Linked DNA regions of Homo sapiens: region 2 is linked to region 1. A link is a contact called in ENCODE Hi-C or POLR2A ChIA-PET data. All regions are on one chromosome and are shown on one strand. The core of a region is the stretch at or near the end of the contact, and the rest is flanking DNA. Distances in the headings are between cores, read along the strand shown. Region 1 overlaps HEG1 (heart development protein with EGF like domains 1). Region 2 overlaps SLC12A8 (solute carrier family 12 member 8).

Region 1 (3,032 bases), core at 310-2,809:
CATACACACACATACACATGCACACATACACATATACACACATACACATACACTTAAACACCTACACACACAGGCATGCATACACACACACACACGCACACACACATACACACGGAACAAGTTATCTTTCAGATCAGTGCTGCCTAAGAGATACTGAGTCACAAACACAATCCACATGTGTACACTTTAAATTTTCTAGTAGCTGCATTTTTAAAATTAAAAAATGTGAAATTAATTTCAATATTAATATTTTATTTCACTCAACATATCCAAAAGATTATCACTTCAATATGTAACTGATATAAAAATATTGAGATATTTTATATTCTTTTTTTGGTGTTAAACATTTAAAATCCAGTGAATGTTTTAGGAGCCACATCTCAAGAGCTCCATAGCCACACGTGGCTGGTGGCTGCGTCAACCACACGTGGCTGGTGGCTGCATCACTTGCCAGTGCAGTTCTAGATCAATGGTTCTGAACATTTCTCCACTCTGATTCACTCCTTCTAGAAGCAGTGGCTCACTTATTTGGGGTTAGGGGGTGAAGATTATAAAAAACTTCCAGAAGACATTCTGACAGGCTTTCCTGAGGGAATCACTTCCTCCCCAAATCCCTTGAGATAACTGTTTTTATGCCTCCTGTTCTGTTTCCTGTGGGTGATAATTAACAGAGGCTTCCTGGAGGGGGAGGGAAGTTGCCATGCCTCTGGGCTCCTCTGGGGCCCAGTTCCAGACAGGCAAGACCCACATGCAGCTAGAAATGGGATGTGGAAGGGCGTTTCCAGGGGCAGCCACAAGGCCTGTAAGTTCAGCTTGAGAGACTGGGGTTACAGACAACAGTGGCCCACAGGGCATGTCCCTTTGTTCTACCTCTGGGAGCTGCGAAGGCAAGCTGGTCTCCTGGGAGGAGGTGAAAGGTCTGAGGATGCTTTCTGTCTCCTCTTGGCTAACTGTGCACAATGAGACATTATTCTCCAAGGAAGACAGAGAGAAGTGATTGTAGGGAAGCAGAAGGCACTCAAAACCCATGCCCCAAAGCTGGCCAGCTCTGAGCAAAGGGAAGGCAATGAACTTGGCTCCATTACAACCTTCAGACAAGGTGAGACTCAGCCATTGGTGAGTGTGGCGGGGCCTTTGAGGAAGCAGCTTTGTTCCCTTCCTCTCCAAGGACCAGGATTGGAAGTCCCAGAGCCCATTCAGCTCAGGGAACTCCAGTGCAGTCTCCGAGGGGAAAAGAATGGCCACATGCAGACAGGGCAGGACCCACACTGACCTGCGCTCTCTTCCTAGAGGGGTGACTAAAGATGTAAGAAAGAAAAAATGCACACCATAAACAAAACTGAAAGGTAGACAACAGTCCTGCAGTATCCTCCATAACCCTGCCACTATAAACAACTCAAAATGCTGAATAAAATATTTTTTTAAAAAAATTTCTAAAAGCACTGCTGAGCTGGCAAGTAAGTAAAGAATCAAATCTGAGGCCAAAAATGAACCATGACTAGGAATCCAGAGAAGTGAGCTAATGTTGAGGCTGGCAGCTGCCCTGGAGGCACCTGTTCAACATTTGTGACCTTGAATTTCTGTTCTGATGGCTGCCAAGAATCAGGAGATGGGAGCCACGATTCTCAAGGAGGGAATCCAACGGGAAACCACTGTGTAAAGCTGGGACTTTACACAGCTATGCCTTGGGTGTAAGGCAAATAGAAACAAACCGGCCCCGCAGAAGGGCACAGCAAGGAAACCTGGCCCTTCAATCTTGGTTTCAAGTGAAAGAAAAAATAAATCTCACCCGAGTATATATAATCACAAAGCTAGCCCTCGTATGGGTGTGCTGTATGTCACATTACCTCTGTGGTCTAAACTGAGGATGTATTTACGAGTGGTCCTGAATCCTGGGAATGTACTAAAACCCACCGAATTGTATACTTTCAAAGGGTAAACTTTATGGCATGTAAATCAGGGACCTCCAAACCCAGGACATGGACTGGTAGCGGTCCGCGGGCTATTAGGAACCAGGCTGCACAGGAGGAGGTGAGCAGTGGGCGAGCGAGCATTACCGCCTCAGCTCCGCCTCCTGACAGATCAGCAGTGGCATCAGATTCTCAAAGGAGCAAGAACATTATTGTGAACTGCGCATGTGCGAAAGATCTAGGTTGCATGCTCCGTATGAGAATCTAATGCCTGATATGATCTGAGGTGGAAGAGTTTCATCCCAACCCCCGGCCCACCCCACCCCGCCCTATCCGTGGAAAAATTGTCTTCCATGAAACCAGTCCCTGGTGCCAAAAAGGTTGGGGACCACTGATGTAAATTATATCTCCAATACACACACATCCTGTTAATAATGGGGCAGGGGCGGTCCTGATGGATAGTGCCTCCAGGTACCTGTATTGTGTAGACACAAATACAAATGCTCTCTAGATAAACATATCTTCAAACCAGTTTTTATCATTTATTGAGAAAACGAGGCATCCATGAGGAAACAAGACATCCACACCTCTTTGTCTGGTAATTCTAGTAGTTGAAGTCTTTGCTTGTTAAACAATTGCCAACAAATTAGAGAAGCAAAGACTTCAAATGCTAGAATTACCAGACAAAGAAGTATACAAAATTACATTAGAAAAAATTTTTTTAAAAAGAGACTATAAATAATAACCCAAAATATTTGAAAGAAAGCTAGATGGAAATTCTAGAAATAAAAAAAGTAATAATTGAAATTTTAAAAACTCAACAACAGATTAGATATGGCCAAAGTGAGAATTAGAAAATAATTATAATTCACTAGGCATGGTGGCTCATGCCTGTAATTCTAGCACTTTGGGAGACCAAGGCAGGAGGATCACTTGAGCCCACGAGTTCAAGACCAGCCTGGGCAACATAGTGAGACCTTGTCTCTACAAAAAAATAAACAAAATTAGCTGGGTGTGGTGGTGCATACCGGTGGTCCCAGCTACTTGGAAGGCTGAGGTGGAAGGATTGCTTGAGCCCGAGACATGGAGGTTGCAGTGAGCTGTGATTGTGCCACTGCACTC
Region 2 (2,752 bases), core at 99-2,598, 75 kb after region 1:
ATATTACACGAAGTAATAGATGTAAAGCACCTAGAATATGGTAGGTCCTTGAAAATACGAGTTCTCATTTTCAGAATTTCTCATGCTCTATAAGCCTCTCTGTGAGTGTCTCTGTGTATCTCTGTGTTTATAGATTTGAGAAAACAAAGCTTGAGCCACCTTCTGTCCATCCCCTCTTGCCTGGTTTGGGAGGTTCATCTTCCACAAAGAAAACATATTGCATCCTTAACAGGTAGTTTATCACAACACATTTCCACTTCTCTTGTAAGGAGAGATTGATTTTACTCACATTGAGGCTTTATACTTCTGTTCATTTTTGAGTGAAAAGAGATTGATACCCAATTACTAGCTGTGGCTCTCAGGTCTAACATACAGGAGTAGATAGAAATTTCTGTTTAAAATTAACTATCTATAACAGAGTATAATTACAAATAATTCAGCTGATACCTGAATATAATGTTTTAAAACAAATATTGCACAAAATTAACAAGGATTTTAAACCCAGTTATAACTGGTTCACAATAACTGGGTAGGTAGGATAATCAGTGGTCATCCCCAAATAAGAGGCCCCAGTGTGATACCAGAGCACTCACCTTCTCCACTGGACTCTGATTGGTTGCACAGCTCAGGAACAAGTTGCTCTCCATATGTTCCCTCAGGCTGAGTCCCTTCGCTCTTGGAAGTCTGCTTGTTCCAGCAGGACTCCTGCCCCTCCCAGGAGGCAGCGGGCAACCTGTCAGAGATCTCGACAGGGAAAGAAGGAGGGGATTTGAGGTCCAAGAGGAAGCTATCTTGTAGGGTCTGCTTGGTGGCCTTCTTGCTTTTCCTCTTCTGACTTTCTGGGGTCCTGTTACCCTCTCCTTGCCTGGGCTGGCTACTCTCAAGCTTCCTGGTTAGCTGGAGGAGCTGATCCATGTCCTTGGTGAATTCCAGTAGCGTGCCCTCCAAGACTCTTTGGGCAGGTCCCTCAGAGCCGTAACTGGGAGCTTTCTCTAAGAGCAGGTGCTCAGAGCAGTGGAGGCCTTCTGCGCCCTCCCTGAGCACCGGCTCAGGCACCGGGGTCAGGCTGCAGGAACACATGGACAGGGAGAAGTAAGAGTAGTCCACTGCAACGTATGTCAGCATGAAGTTGATGGTGACGATGGGGGCCAGAACGTTCACTTGACCCACAAAAACAAAGGCCATGGTCACCAAGCTGGTCAGGCAGATGGCAGCCACGGGTGTTTTGTTTGGCCCCTTCTGCAGGAACAAAAATAACATGCAGGACCATAAAATTTCAGATAGAACGCTTCAGAGATTTCAGAAGTTACAGGCTAGAAACACAACTCATAATGACTCAGCCACTTCTCCCCATGTGATTATTCATCTATAAACTTGAGATAATAATATCCTACTCATGGGATTAGTTCATGCATGCGAAATGCTTCACACAGACTGACATGCAGTAAGCTCCACAGATATTAGTTGCATTAGCAACTTTTTTTTTTTTTTCTTTTTTTGAGACCGGGTCTGGCTCTGTTGCCCAGGCTGGACTGCAGTGATGTGATCTCAGCTCATTGCAACCTCCGCCTCTTGGGCTTAAGCCATCCTCCCACCTCAGCATCCTGAATAGCTGGGACTACAGGTGCACACCACCATGCATGGCTAATTTTTGTATTTCTTGTAGAGACGTGGTTTTGCTATGTTGCCCAGGCCAGTCACAAACTCCTGGCCTCAAGCAATCTGCCCACCTTGGCCTACCAGAGTGTTAGGATTACAGGCATGAGCCACTGTGCCCAGCCATAGGAATAACTATGAACATGGGGCATTATTATAGAACTTTGACTTCCCAAATATTTCCTCCTTTTGTCTTTCATTGGGTTTTAATACCAGCATAGAAAATCAAAGAAATGCAAAGTTGATTCTTCCCAGGGAGAGGCAGATTGCGGAAGACACAGCAGAATCACTGGTGGCTGGAGGAGGGGAATTCTGACACTAATTCTGACACTGAGTATCCGCAAATACTCACACACACACATTACACACACCTGTTATTAATGGAGGTGGGTATGGTGACCTTCAGGTGGACAGGAGTGGAAAAAAGGTGCTAGCTGCCTCTCCTGGGAGCTCTTCATCACAGTCACTGACATAGTTCTTGGGCCAAAAGCAACAGTCACTTCTCAGTCCCTGTCTTCTTTAACCCAGCTGGCTACTCAGTCCTCTTCGAAACACTTTCTTCACCTTACTTCTCCTGATTGGCCTCCCTCTTCACTGGCTGCTCCTTCTTGGTTTCTGTGGCTGGCTTTTCACGTCTCTGAACTCCACATTTAAAGCAGCCCCAGGCTCCATCCTCAGATCTCTATCTGTACTCCCTCCCTTGGTGAGCTCAACTAGGCTCACGGCTTTGAATACCGGCATTATACTGACAACTTCCAAATTTGAATCTCCAGCCTAAAACATTCCCCTGAAACCCAGGTTTACATATCCAACTGCCTACTCAACATTTCCAGTGAACGTCTAATAGGATCTCAAACGGACTATGTCCAAAACCAAACTGCATTTTTGGAGGAAGATAAAGGAAGAAATCAAGGATAAGTTGCAACGATGTGTTCCCTAAACCAGAGAGAGGCTGAAAATTGGAAGCGGCTGGGGAGGCCCTCTGGGGTACCCCAACAAGACAAAAATGAACTCTAGCTTGCAAACCATATTAGTGGGAAATGGGATTCTCTGTTTATGTCTCTTTGGTCCTCCCCTGGACTTTAGGAATGTCTAT

What was found. A loop is a pair of places that touch in the nucleus more often than their neighbours do. ChIA-PET counts read pairs that join two places held with the same protein, here RNA polymerase II (POLR2A). Pooled maps may share reads with other maps.
Region 2: a loop to region 1 is called in a pooled map, with 5 times the contacts of the local background. The contact joins two enhancer-like sites. A Hi-C loop is called at or near these places in 2 of 37 single-sample maps with no recorded cell type and 8 of 50 pooled maps. POLR2A ChIA-PET finds 5 or more read pairs at or near these places in 4 of 52 experiments (BJ, GM12878, activated B cell and 1 more).

Annotation. Positions count from the first base shown.
Region 1 is chr3:125,031,737-125,034,768 of GRCh38, forward strand. The region is part of intron 1 of HEG1 (heart development protein with EGF like domains 1); the gene reads right to left. Among named protein-coding and RNA genes, the nearest start is that of HEG1, 23 kb to the right of the region's middle. Within about 2 kb of position 1,560, at least 7 of the 41 ENCODE cell types and tissues checked have a DNase peak (open chromatin) inside an H3K27ac peak, as active enhancers do.
Region 2 is chr3:125,106,888-125,109,639 of GRCh38, forward strand. SLC12A8 (solute carrier family 12 member 8) reads right to left here. Exons shown (of 14, transcript NM_024628.6): 10 at 594-1,239. Among named protein-coding and RNA genes, the nearest start is that of MIR5092, 43 kb to the right of the region's middle. RefSeq lists enhancers at 525-1,025, 1,026-1,526, 1,301-1,350, 1,361-1,430, 2,011-2,090 and 1 more. Within about 2 kb of position 1,349, at least 5 of the 41 ENCODE cell types and tissues checked have a DNase peak (open chromatin) inside an H3K27ac peak, as active enhancers do.